Regions from separate parts of the Homo sapiens genome. Here all the other regions are linked to region 2. A link is a contact called in ENCODE Hi-C or POLR2A ChIA-PET data. All regions are on one chromosome and are shown on one strand. Each heading gives the region's core, a stretch centred on a gene start or an enhancer-like site at or near the end of the contact. The rest is flanking DNA. Distances are from core to core; before and after follow the strand shown. Region 1 has its middle 100 kb from the start of LINC01738. Region 2 has its middle 95 kb from the start of FOXD2. Region 3 has its middle 120 kb from the start of LINC01738.

Evidence for each region. A loop is a pair of places that touch in the nucleus more often than their neighbours do. ChIA-PET counts read pairs that join two places held with the same protein, here RNA polymerase II (POLR2A). Pooled maps may share reads with other maps.
Region 1: a loop to region 2 is called in a map of heart left ventricle, with 4 times the contacts of the local background. The contact joins two enhancer-like sites. A Hi-C loop is called at or near these places in 8 of 168 maps with a recorded cell type or tissue (Right ventricle myocardium inferior, aorta, ascending aorta and 4 more) and 5 of 50 pooled maps. POLR2A ChIA-PET finds 5 or more read pairs at or near these places in 3 of 52 experiments (H1, MCF 10A and OCI-LY7).
Region 3: a map of endothelial cell of umbilical vein shows a loop between it and region 2 (3-fold over the local background). The contact joins two enhancer-like sites. A Hi-C loop is called at or near these places in 7 of 168 maps with a recorded cell type or tissue (aorta, ascending aorta, endothelial cell of umbilical vein and 3 more) and 6 of 50 pooled maps. POLR2A ChIA-PET finds 5 or more read pairs at or near these places in 3 of 52 experiments (MCF 10A, OCI-LY7 and T-cell).

The regions. Positions count from the first base shown.
Region 1 is chr1:47,586,795-47,589,886 of GRCh38, forward strand. No RefSeq gene overlaps it. Among named protein-coding and RNA genes, the nearest start is that of LINC01738, 100 kb to the right of the region's middle. Within about 2 kb of position 1,502, at least 3 of the 41 ENCODE cell types and tissues checked have a DNase peak (open chromatin) inside an H3K27ac peak, as active enhancers do.
Region 2 is chr1:47,531,185-47,534,616 of GRCh38, forward strand. No RefSeq gene overlaps it. Among named protein-coding and RNA genes, the nearest start is that of FOXD2, 95 kb to the left of the region's middle. Within about 2 kb of position 1,992, at least 7 of the 41 ENCODE cell types and tissues checked have a DNase peak (open chromatin) inside an H3K27ac peak, as active enhancers do.
Region 3 is chr1:47,568,350-47,571,840 of GRCh38, forward strand. No RefSeq gene overlaps it. Among named protein-coding and RNA genes, the nearest start is that of LINC01738, 120 kb to the right of the region's middle. Within about 2 kb of position 1,627, at least 4 of the 41 ENCODE cell types and tissues checked have a DNase peak (open chromatin) inside an H3K27ac peak, as active enhancers do.

The DNA.
Region 1 (3,092 bases), core at 252-2,751, 55 kb after region 2:
ATCTCGGCTCTCTGCAAGCTCCGCCTCCCGGGTTCACGCCATTCTCCTGCCTCAGCCTCCCGAGTAGCTGGGACTACAGGCGCCCACCACCACGCCCGGCTAATTTTTTGTATTTTTAGTAGAGACGGGGTTTCACCGTGTTAGCTAGGATGGTCTCGATCTCCTGACCTCGTGATCCCCCCGCCTCAGCCACCCAAAGTACTGGGATTACAGGTGTGAGCCACCGCACCCGGCCTGGAAACTCTTTAGGTCAAAGAGCCAGGGTACTTCCATGGATAAACTGTCAGGTAGAGCAAGGGATGGCAGTGGAAGGCTGGGGATTACAAGAGACCTAAAAGACATCAAATATAGGAAATGAACATGACTGAATGATAGTGTCTAGGGATGTACATTTAGGTGATCAAATTATAAGGAAAAGCAAGAAAATAGTAATTACAAAAGTTAGAATTGGCACGGTGGTTCATACCTGTAATCCCAGCACTTTGGGCGGCCGAGGCGGGTGGATCACAAGGTCAGGAGATCAAGACCAGCCTGGCTAACACGGTGAAACCCTGTCTCTACTAAAAAATTGGCCAGCCGTGGTGGTGGGCACCTGTAGTCCCAGCTGCTTGGGAGGCTGAGGCAGGAGAATGGCGTGAACTCAGGAGGCGGAGCTTGCAGTGAGCAGAGAATATGCCACTGCACTCCAGCCTGGGTGACAGAGTGAGACTCCGTTTAAAAAAAAAAAAAAAGTTAGAATTTGTGGTTACTTTTGGAGAAGAGAGAGGAGGCACCTGGAGGGGCTTCTATGGTGACGGACACAGCTTTATTTCTTACCTTGGGAATGGTTACAAAGGTATTCACCTTAGAGTGATTCATTAAATGATATGTTTGCTTTGTATGGTTTTCTGTTATTTTACAATAAAAGGTTAAAAAGACTAAGTCACAAATATGGCATTCTGGTCTTACCCCCCAAGCACCTGTATATTGGCAGCCCTTGTCTGCTCAGAGTTGGGTGACCCTGACTGGCAGTGGTCTCTTTCTTCCAGTTTCCAAGACACTCTGAAACACAGAGACAAAGAGATAAAGAAAATGGAGAAACATCCCTATGATGGAAAAAAATAAACAAACTCATTGCTTAAAAACATCAGCAACAGTAATAATAACAATAACAAAAAACCCATCTGTGAAATTTACAGGTCTCCAGTTAAGCTGGTGCGTCCCTTCCTAATTAGTCCTTCCCTGGATGAGAATGGGTCTGGGTCCATGTTGGGGAAAGGTGGTGGTGGTGATGGGGGTAGCTGGGTGCCTGTGAGAAGCCTGAGGCTGTCTCCTCTGTCTTTCCCATCCCCTGAGACCACCACTGCCCAGCAGTATTGGCCTGGGAAGCTCTGCATGGCCCCTGGGCTGCTCAGTCTCCTGGGAGAGGTGCTACTCTGTTTCCTGTGAGATAAGGCGCAGGGATATATTTAGATAAAAGCAAAGTGAAATTGAAATCCCTTGGGAAATCCCTTGGGAGGGGTGGTGTGGAAAGATTCCGGAGCCTGCTCAGCGGCTCCAAGTTTTACAGTCTGGTGAACATAGAGCCTGGCCCTTGTCCGCGCTGAAGGCAGCCACCAGGGCACCAGAATTGCGGGTGTGTGTGTGTGTGTGTGTGTGTGTGTGTGTGTTGGGAGTCCTGAAAGGGACAGGCTTGCTTGACTCCTGCTCTCAGGGGCTCACATGAGGACTTCCTGGGATGGGCCTGGCAGAGGCAGCAGCGGAGAGAGAGCCCTGCCACTGTCCTGAACACTGCAGTGTGATTCAGGGAAGCCATGTGACTTCTCTGGTCCTCTGCTGTCTCATCTAAAAGAGAGGGGATGAAATAAGATGGCCCGGAGTTCCCTCTCAGTTTTCACAGTGAGGGACTCTAAACTGCAATATTTCTCTGGCTCATATTTCTTTGACCCTCATGCTGGGTATCAAAGAGCTTTCTTTCTACAAAAAGCCTGTAGCTTATGCTCACACCTCCCTCTTGGAGGAGGTGCTGAGATGCCTTGATATCTAACCTTCTCATTTCTTAGAACTGTTGAAAAGAAAGTGCATCTCTAGCTTTCCTGACTCACTCAGAACCTGTGGTGCCTGCACATGTTGTGAGAATTAGGAAAAGATGCCCCTGTGCAGGCATTGCCCAGCATGCTCATAGTGAGGCTGCTGCAGAGGGGATGGTATCTTTGGAAAAATTGAAAAGAGGAGCCCTTTTCGCCCCCCACCACCCCCCGGCAAAGGACACAGCCCTGTGGCAATGCACATAGCTTGGAGAGCAAAACAAGAAATGAATTTTTCAGCCACCATTTCCCTCTTGGCAGGGTGTCTTGAACAATGAACAACCTGTACAACTGCACATAATGGACTGTTTAACTGCTTTGGGCTTCTGAAGGGGCCAGGCATCCATTCTTGCTCCAATAAATGAAAATAAGCAAATAGAGAGGAGTCTTCAGAGAATTCCTTTCCACATGAGCTCCAGTGCTCAGCATGGGGTCTGGGAGAGAGTAGGATCATGGATTACTCTACATCATGGTTACCAACTTCAGCTAGGACCCAATCACAGTCTGCAGCCTTTCTGTTGAAGTACACAAATTCTCTTCTCTCTTCTCAGATCTTCACCCACCCTTTCCATCCTATCCTCTTACCCAGAAGACACCTTGTTCCCTACTCACAGAGACGCAGAAGGTGCCACATGAGACTTTCCTCAGCTTCCCACAACCAAAGCTATGTCTAGTTCCACCCTCACCATCATCCCTCCTTCCTCACCGTCTCCAGCCACTCAGCCCTTCTCTGCATTCTCTGGATTTCTTCCCGACTTCTTCTGCTGCCTGACTCCTCTCTTACACCATTCAGGTCTCCCTTAAGCATAATTTCTTCCAGGGTGAAAAGGAGGTGGTAGGGAGCTTCCCTGATGCCCTGTCTGCCCCTGTTAGAGGAGAGTTCTGTCTATTACAAACTTCAGTGGCTTTCCTTCCTTTTGCATAATACTCTGTGCATTTGCAATTTACTTCTTCAGTTTCTCTTCTTCCGTGGTAGACTGTGGGTGCCCACGGCAGGGATGGTAAATGCCTCCTTCACTTGCGACA
Region 2 (3,432 bases), core at 742-3,241:
CAGAGGTTGCAGTGAGCTGAGATTGCGCCATTGCACTCCAGGCTGGGAAACAGAGCGAGACTGGTCTCAAAAAACAAAAACAAAAACAACACAGATGATGGGATAATTAATTGGGGAAGTATCCAAGAAGGCTTCACAGAGGAGGAAACATTCAAACTGGACCATAAATGACAAGTAGGGGTGGTGGCGTATGTTGTTCATTCCCCATTTTGTTCTTCTCTTCTTCCTTTAAATAACAGAAATATTCCTCTCAGATTTAGCAGGACACATGGCCACTTAGTTAGAGATGATAATTATCATCCTTCTTTGCAGCTAGGTGAAGCCATGGGACTGAGTTTCTATACTAACTAAAAGCAAGTGGAAGTGAAATCGCTTGCCACCACTTCCCATGGCTGGAATGTGGCCATGATGTGAGTGAACAAGTTTTGGCCATAAGGAGATGGTGGGACAACAAAATAGAACGAACCTGAGCCCCCAGATGAGCTTGGTGAGCACATCTGTCCCATTCACCTTGGGCCACATGCCTATCTTCAAGCCATTACATGAGAAGTGCATAAACTTCTACCCTATCTGAACTACTGTATTGTTGGCTCTTTTGTCTGAAGCCCATTATTTAGCCAGAAGCCTAAATAGTGCACCAGGTAAAGGAAAAGGAAGACTTGTAAGGCAGGAGGAACAGCCTGTCCGAAGACATAAAGAGTGAAAGAAGTTAGTTTTAGGAAACGTTCTCACAGGATTTTGTTTTTTGTTTTTTTTTTTGAAGATCAAATGAGATAATAAATGTATATAAAATCCTTAGTAGAGTACCTGGCACATACTAAGTTCACAATAAATGAAAGTCCCATTTTTTTTTTCTGTGTGATACAAATTACTTCTCAGAGCCTCATCTGTAAAATGGGGGTAATGTCACCTGTATGATGAAAACAGAGGTCTGAACCTTTCTACTCTAAAATAGTATGAATAGCTTGCAGAAATTCTATTGGGAGCAAGGTTAAAAGGAAAACAATTATCAAGAAACGAATGAGTACCCTGCCTTTCACTGATTTAAATAATTTACTTTAACAAAACCTCTGGTGCTCTCCATCTCTACACTTTAGCTAACATTGGTCCTATTCCTTCCTCCTAAAAATATTAGTCATTCCTTGAATGAGTTGTGGATACTCAGTGCTCCAAAGTTTTCATAGGCAGGTTTCTCAGGGCTTTCTCCTCCTATTCTCCTAACTCCTATTCACCTCACAAGACTGTACCAACATCACATGTCCTGGGGCTTCCCTGACCTTATGGGAAGATCTGCCTGATTCTCTTTATGCGACAGGTACTCCACTAAGGCCGTACACTCTCTCTTATTGGTTTAGGTGTTATTTTCACCTGCCAGACTGTGAGCTCTTCCAGGGCAGACAGCATGAATGTTTCATTTTTGTTTCTTCAGCACCTGGCCACAGTAGCTGTTCAGTTCTTATTACTGAATAAATGAGGTGTTCTCCGGCAAACATGTAGGATCAGTTAGAGTGTGTATGTGTTGGTGGGGGTGTGGGGAGGGTGGAGCACAGAGGATTTCAGGGCATCAGAAGGGCAGATGTAAAAAATGAACACGTCTCTCATCCACACAAGTCCGGGACTTTGTCATTTAGACATTATTAGGGGAAAAAGAAGAGGTAGTCTGATAGAATGGAAGCTATCTAGTTTAAGAAACAGGAGGCCTGATTTCCCTCCAAACTTGTTCAGGATTCATCTGTGTGACTTCAGTAAGTGTCCTTCCCTCTCTGAGCCTTATTTTTGGCGATTCCGTTTCTGGTCTTCCAGGAATCTAGGCGTCCTCCAGCTCTGAGATTCCCAGGGGCCTATTGGCCTCGGGGAGAGAATAGGCCTGGCTTTCAGGCCACATGAGGCTGTGACCCACAGCTGGCACTGGTCACCTCCGCTGTCTCCTCTTCCTCTCTCCTCCTTCCCTCACACCCCCTTCCTCCATCCTCCCTCTTCTTCCCCCATTGTCCTCCCCATCCTTCCCTTCCTCCCGCCTCCTCCCCTGGCTCCTCCTCTCCCCGTCCGGGACTCGGGGGGAGGCGCGCTGGGTGGTCCGGCAGCCGGGGGCGGGCGGTAGCCTGCAGGCGTAATTGGCATGCACGCCGTTGTAGCTGAGACCGCTTAATAAAGCATTACATATCTCACCGCTTCCATATTTCATTACCTCACGCGGAGCCTGTGAGAGGGCCCTAATGGGAGTCAGCTGTGTTTTTACTTTCTGTTGTCGGCCGGGACGGGTTTCTCTGCGGATTCTTTGAAATGAAATAATGTGATGCACGCCGCGATAAGGGCCGGCCTGTAATGAGGCCCAGGCCGCCGGGCGGCTGCTATTGCTCCAGGTGTCGCGTATTTGGGCTGCGAGGACAAGGAGGAGGAGGGGGCGGCGCCGGAGGATCGGGGGGGAGGGGGAAGTCGCGAGGGGCAGGGGGTGGGAGAAGGCGGAGGGAGGAGGCAGGGGGCAGGGGGCGGGCGGAAGAGGGGAGGAAGGAGGGGGCGGCGGGCCGCGGCAGGCCAGGCGGGAGAAGCCGGAGACAGAGAGAGGACGGGGACAGTGGCGGCCTGCAGAGCCCTAGGAACCCGGGTTCAAATCCTGCCCGCCAGCGTGAGAGAGCGTTTGCCCGCCCAGGCGGTCCACCGGGGTGAGGCTAATATTCATCTCACGGGGTTGTGTGCAGGTAAATGAAGAGGGTTTGTAAATTGGAAAGGACACATCACACATAAAAGGAATCATTTACTGAGAGAAAGGAACTGACGCCCTTTGAGCATCCCCTCTGGGCATGGCAGCTGCCAGCCACTTCACTGAATGATCACAGCAGCCTCACTTGCTAAGAATTGTTACCTTCCCTTTACACAAGAGGAGACTGAGGGTCAGAGCAGCGAGGGGCTGGCTCCAAGGCACACAGGAAGAGGCTGAGGGCAGCCCTAGGCAGGTAGCCAGATGGAGATAGAGTTGGAGGAGAAGTTGGTCCACTGCCCGCTGACTGGGCCACCCTGGCACCCCCCTCGAGGGGAGCTGGGCTTTCTTCTCCACCTTGCTCTATGGGCCTCCTCCTGTGGGTCTGAGGCCTTTGCCCTCCACACGGGGATGGAATGGGGTGTGGTGCAGGACTCCTTGTAGGAGGGGCAGTGGCTGGCTGTGGGGAGAAGTCCTTAGGAAGCCCCCTGTTCTGAGCATGCTCCTCTGTTCAAAATCCCACAGCTACAGTCCCTGAGTGTCAGCTTGCTTCGTGTCCACTCTGTCTTCATCTCCAGGAAATAAATGCTCTTTGAGGAGTCTTGTATCTCCTCAGTGTCTCTTAAATCCACTCACTTCTTGCCCTCCCTCCTGGCACTGCCCTGGGCCAAGCTTCTGGTCCTGCTTCGGACACTGAAGGGATCTTTCTGAAATGCTGACTCACGCTGCTGTCC
Region 3 (3,491 bases), core at 377-2,876, 37 kb after region 2:
AGCTCACAATTGCCAACTCTTCTGGGAGCCTTCCTAGATCACACAGCTGGTATTGGCAGTCTCTGCAGGTCCCTTTTGCTCTGTGTCTGTGTCTTTATATAACCCCTCAGCCTGCCTTGGGTTGGATAGTTGCAACTGATTCTGTAGGTGCTTATTGAGTGCTGCCTATGTGCTAGGCGCTGGAAATACAGCTGTGAGCAAGACAGACATAGTCTGTACTTTCACGGAACTTCCAATCCTTCTTTGCTACTGGAATTAGGGGCTCTTCCACCAACTGGACCTTCTTAAATTTATTAATTTCATTCCCAGTGCCTGACACAGAAATAGCACGGAATAGGTGCTTAATGCATGTTTGAAGGATGGAATTTGTAATCTTGGTTCTTTATGATGCTTTAAAATTAATTTAAAAATAAATCAATTAATTTAAAAATTCAATCTGATTTACCATTCTAATTCAATTTGTTCTGGGAGGAGAGGGGTCCCCCAAGGGGCAGGGTGCAGGCTTGGGACCAGTCCTAGGCTGGTGGGGTGGGCGGGGATGGCCATCCTGTGGTGGTTGTGGCAGCAGCTGCAGAAGTGGACACATCTTTGTCTCTAGCCTTGGCCTGGCTGCCTGCCCACCCTCCCGCCTGCCATCCACATGGTGGAAATACTGACGAACAAGGCCCTTCCTGTCTTCCTCTCTTTCCCCCTTTTCTAAAAATAAGCTGGAACCTTCCCCTCATCTGCCCCCAATTTTCTCCTGCTTGACCCCGACGACCTCATACCCTCAGATGAGGCCACATGTGTGCCCACTGCTGGACAGATGGGCTGACCCCGCAGTGCAGATGGTGGGAGTGAGGAGCCCGCCCTGGCCTCTGCCCCAACCCAGCCGGCCCCTCCAGCTATGCCCTTCCTGGGAACAAAGCACTGGGCCAGCCCCTGGACTGCTGGTGGGATGGGAGAGAACTTGTTTGTAACAAAAATCTCCACCCGGGTTTTATGAACTGTCATGATAATAATAATCGCCCACATTTGTATACAAAGCACTTTCACATCCGTTATCTCCTTTAGTCCATGCAGTAACTCTTTGAGATTGGTATTATTGATAATGCCCGGAATGAACACATTAGGAAACCAGAGAGGTTCATTTACTTCGCTAAGGTTGCATAGCTAGGAAAGAACAGCACCAGGATTCAAATCTATATTTCTCAGATTCAAAATTCTGCCCCTTTACACTCTCTCTCCTGTTTGCCAATGTCTGAAATAGGCAGTGGTTTTGCAACTTTGTGCAGAGAGATTTTTTTTTTTTTTTTGAGACAGGGTCTCCCTCTGTCGCCCAGGCTTGAGTGCAGTGGTGCAATCTCTGCTCACTGTAACCTCCACCTCCCAGTCTCATGTGATCCCCCCACTTCAGCCTCTCAAGTAGCTGGGACTACAAGCATAAGCCACCACACCTGGCTACTTTTTTTTTGTTTGTTTAATAGACGGGGTTTTGCCATGTTGCCCAGGCTGGTCTTAAACTCCCGAGCTCAAGCTATCTGCCTGCTTCAGCCTCCGAAAGTGCTGGGATTACAGGCATGAGCCATCATGCCCGGCCCAGATATCTTCATATCATTCTTTTAGTTGCTATTTGTTGAGTTGGTATTAGTCACCTACTTGTGTGTCAAGCACTGTGCTGGGAGCTCCACCCTGACCCCAAGAGGAAGGAATTATTAAACTCACTTGGAGGAGGAGGAAGCTGAGACTCAGAGATGGAATGCGACTTGCCAAGGTCGTTCCGCGGTGAGACTGGGGCTTCAGTGTTTGGACTGAGGGCTGCCTGACTCCAGAGTTTTTTCTCTGCAAAACAACTCACAACAGTTGGCATCATGTGCTACCTTTTCTTGTTAAGTAATTATTAATAATTTGACAGAACATCTTTTGAGTGTCTGCTCTGTGTCAAGCATATGGACACAGGGATGAGCGAGACCCACACAACCTGCCCTAGTGGGCTTTATGAATTAGTGGAAGATGGACATGTAAATGGCAATTATGGTGCAGAGTGATAAACCATTATTAGCCATAATAGTAAGCTTTGCACAGTGCTTATTGCTCACTGAGGGCCCTCAAGGGAAATCTGGCCATTTCCATGTGATGCTGAAAACGGTCTGCTGGCCTCCCTGTGGCTGCAGCTTCATGTCTGAGCCTCCTGGCCTGGCATCCCAGGCCGTGGTGATGTGGTAGAGCCCACCTCTCCATCTTTGTCCCCTCCTGGCACCCTACCTCACTTTGTGCTCCAGCACCACCTAACTGCTAGAGGTACCTCACACACTGGGAGTTTCTCACCTTGGCTGCTTTATCCTGCTTGGCGTCTGCTGGAAATACCTCCTATCTCAGGCCCCACTTTCTCCTGGTTAACTCTTACCCTGCAAAACTCAGCTCAGATGGTACCGCCTGCCCAGGATACATGCGGTGGTTGGAAGGGGGGGATTTTCCTCTAATTGGAGATGTTTGAGCCAAGGATGGATGATCAGGGCAAAGAGACAAGTCATCTAATTTCTATGAGTTTCAGTTTCCTTTTCTGTGAAGTGGGCTCAAGAATAGGACTTAACTACAGGAAGATAAGGGGATTGCTAGAGGGAAGCACAGTAGCCTGTGGGAGCAAAGTGGAGTGTAACCCAGCCTGTGGGGTCAGGAAAGCTTCCTGGAGGACTCAACACCAAGGAGAAGCCTCAGATGGTATTAACGGCTAACACGTAATTGTGCTTCTTATGTGTGGGGTGCTGCTCTAAGCCCTTTGTGTATGTTAAATCATTTAATCTTTGTGACAACTCTGTGAGGCAAGTGCACCTCATTACACATCAGGAAATTGAGGCACAGGGAGATTAGGGGACCTGCTTAAGGCCACGCAGATAAGAAGGGGCAAAGCCTAAATTCTAACCCAGGCTCTTGGCTCCAGCATCCATGCTCTAGCCACTTACCTACTAAGGAAGGGGAAGAGCAGCGGGGGTGGAACCTAGAGCGCAGCACCAGGGCCATGCTTGTCGTTCCCACACCCTCTCCCCTGCCCCTGCCTCCCAGCCTCCATGCTGGAGTGGGGTCCTGGATGAAGAGTCAGTGGGGTTGTTCTCCTGACTGGGCCCTGGGCCCTCGGATTCATTTCTGCCTGGAAGCCAAGGGGCATCACTCAGTTGGTGAGGAGCTATGACAGAAATGACTCTCTTCTTCCTCCCATTTGCAGGGGCTTTTCATGCCTTTCAAAGCACTTTTCCTGTCTGTGATCTAAGCCTATTTTTACTAATAGAGAAAGAGGCCAAGACAAATCAAATGATCCCAGGACCCTTACCACAAAGTCATGATGGGTTTCCTCCCTCCCTCCCTCCTTCTCTCCTTCTTCCCTCCCTCCCTCCATCTCTCCCTCCTTCTCTTCTTTTCCTCTCATTTTCCTTTCCTTTTCTCTTGCCATAACTATTTATGTGGAGGAGGAGGGGAATAAGAGAATGAAATACGTAGGGGTTATAGAGTGGGAA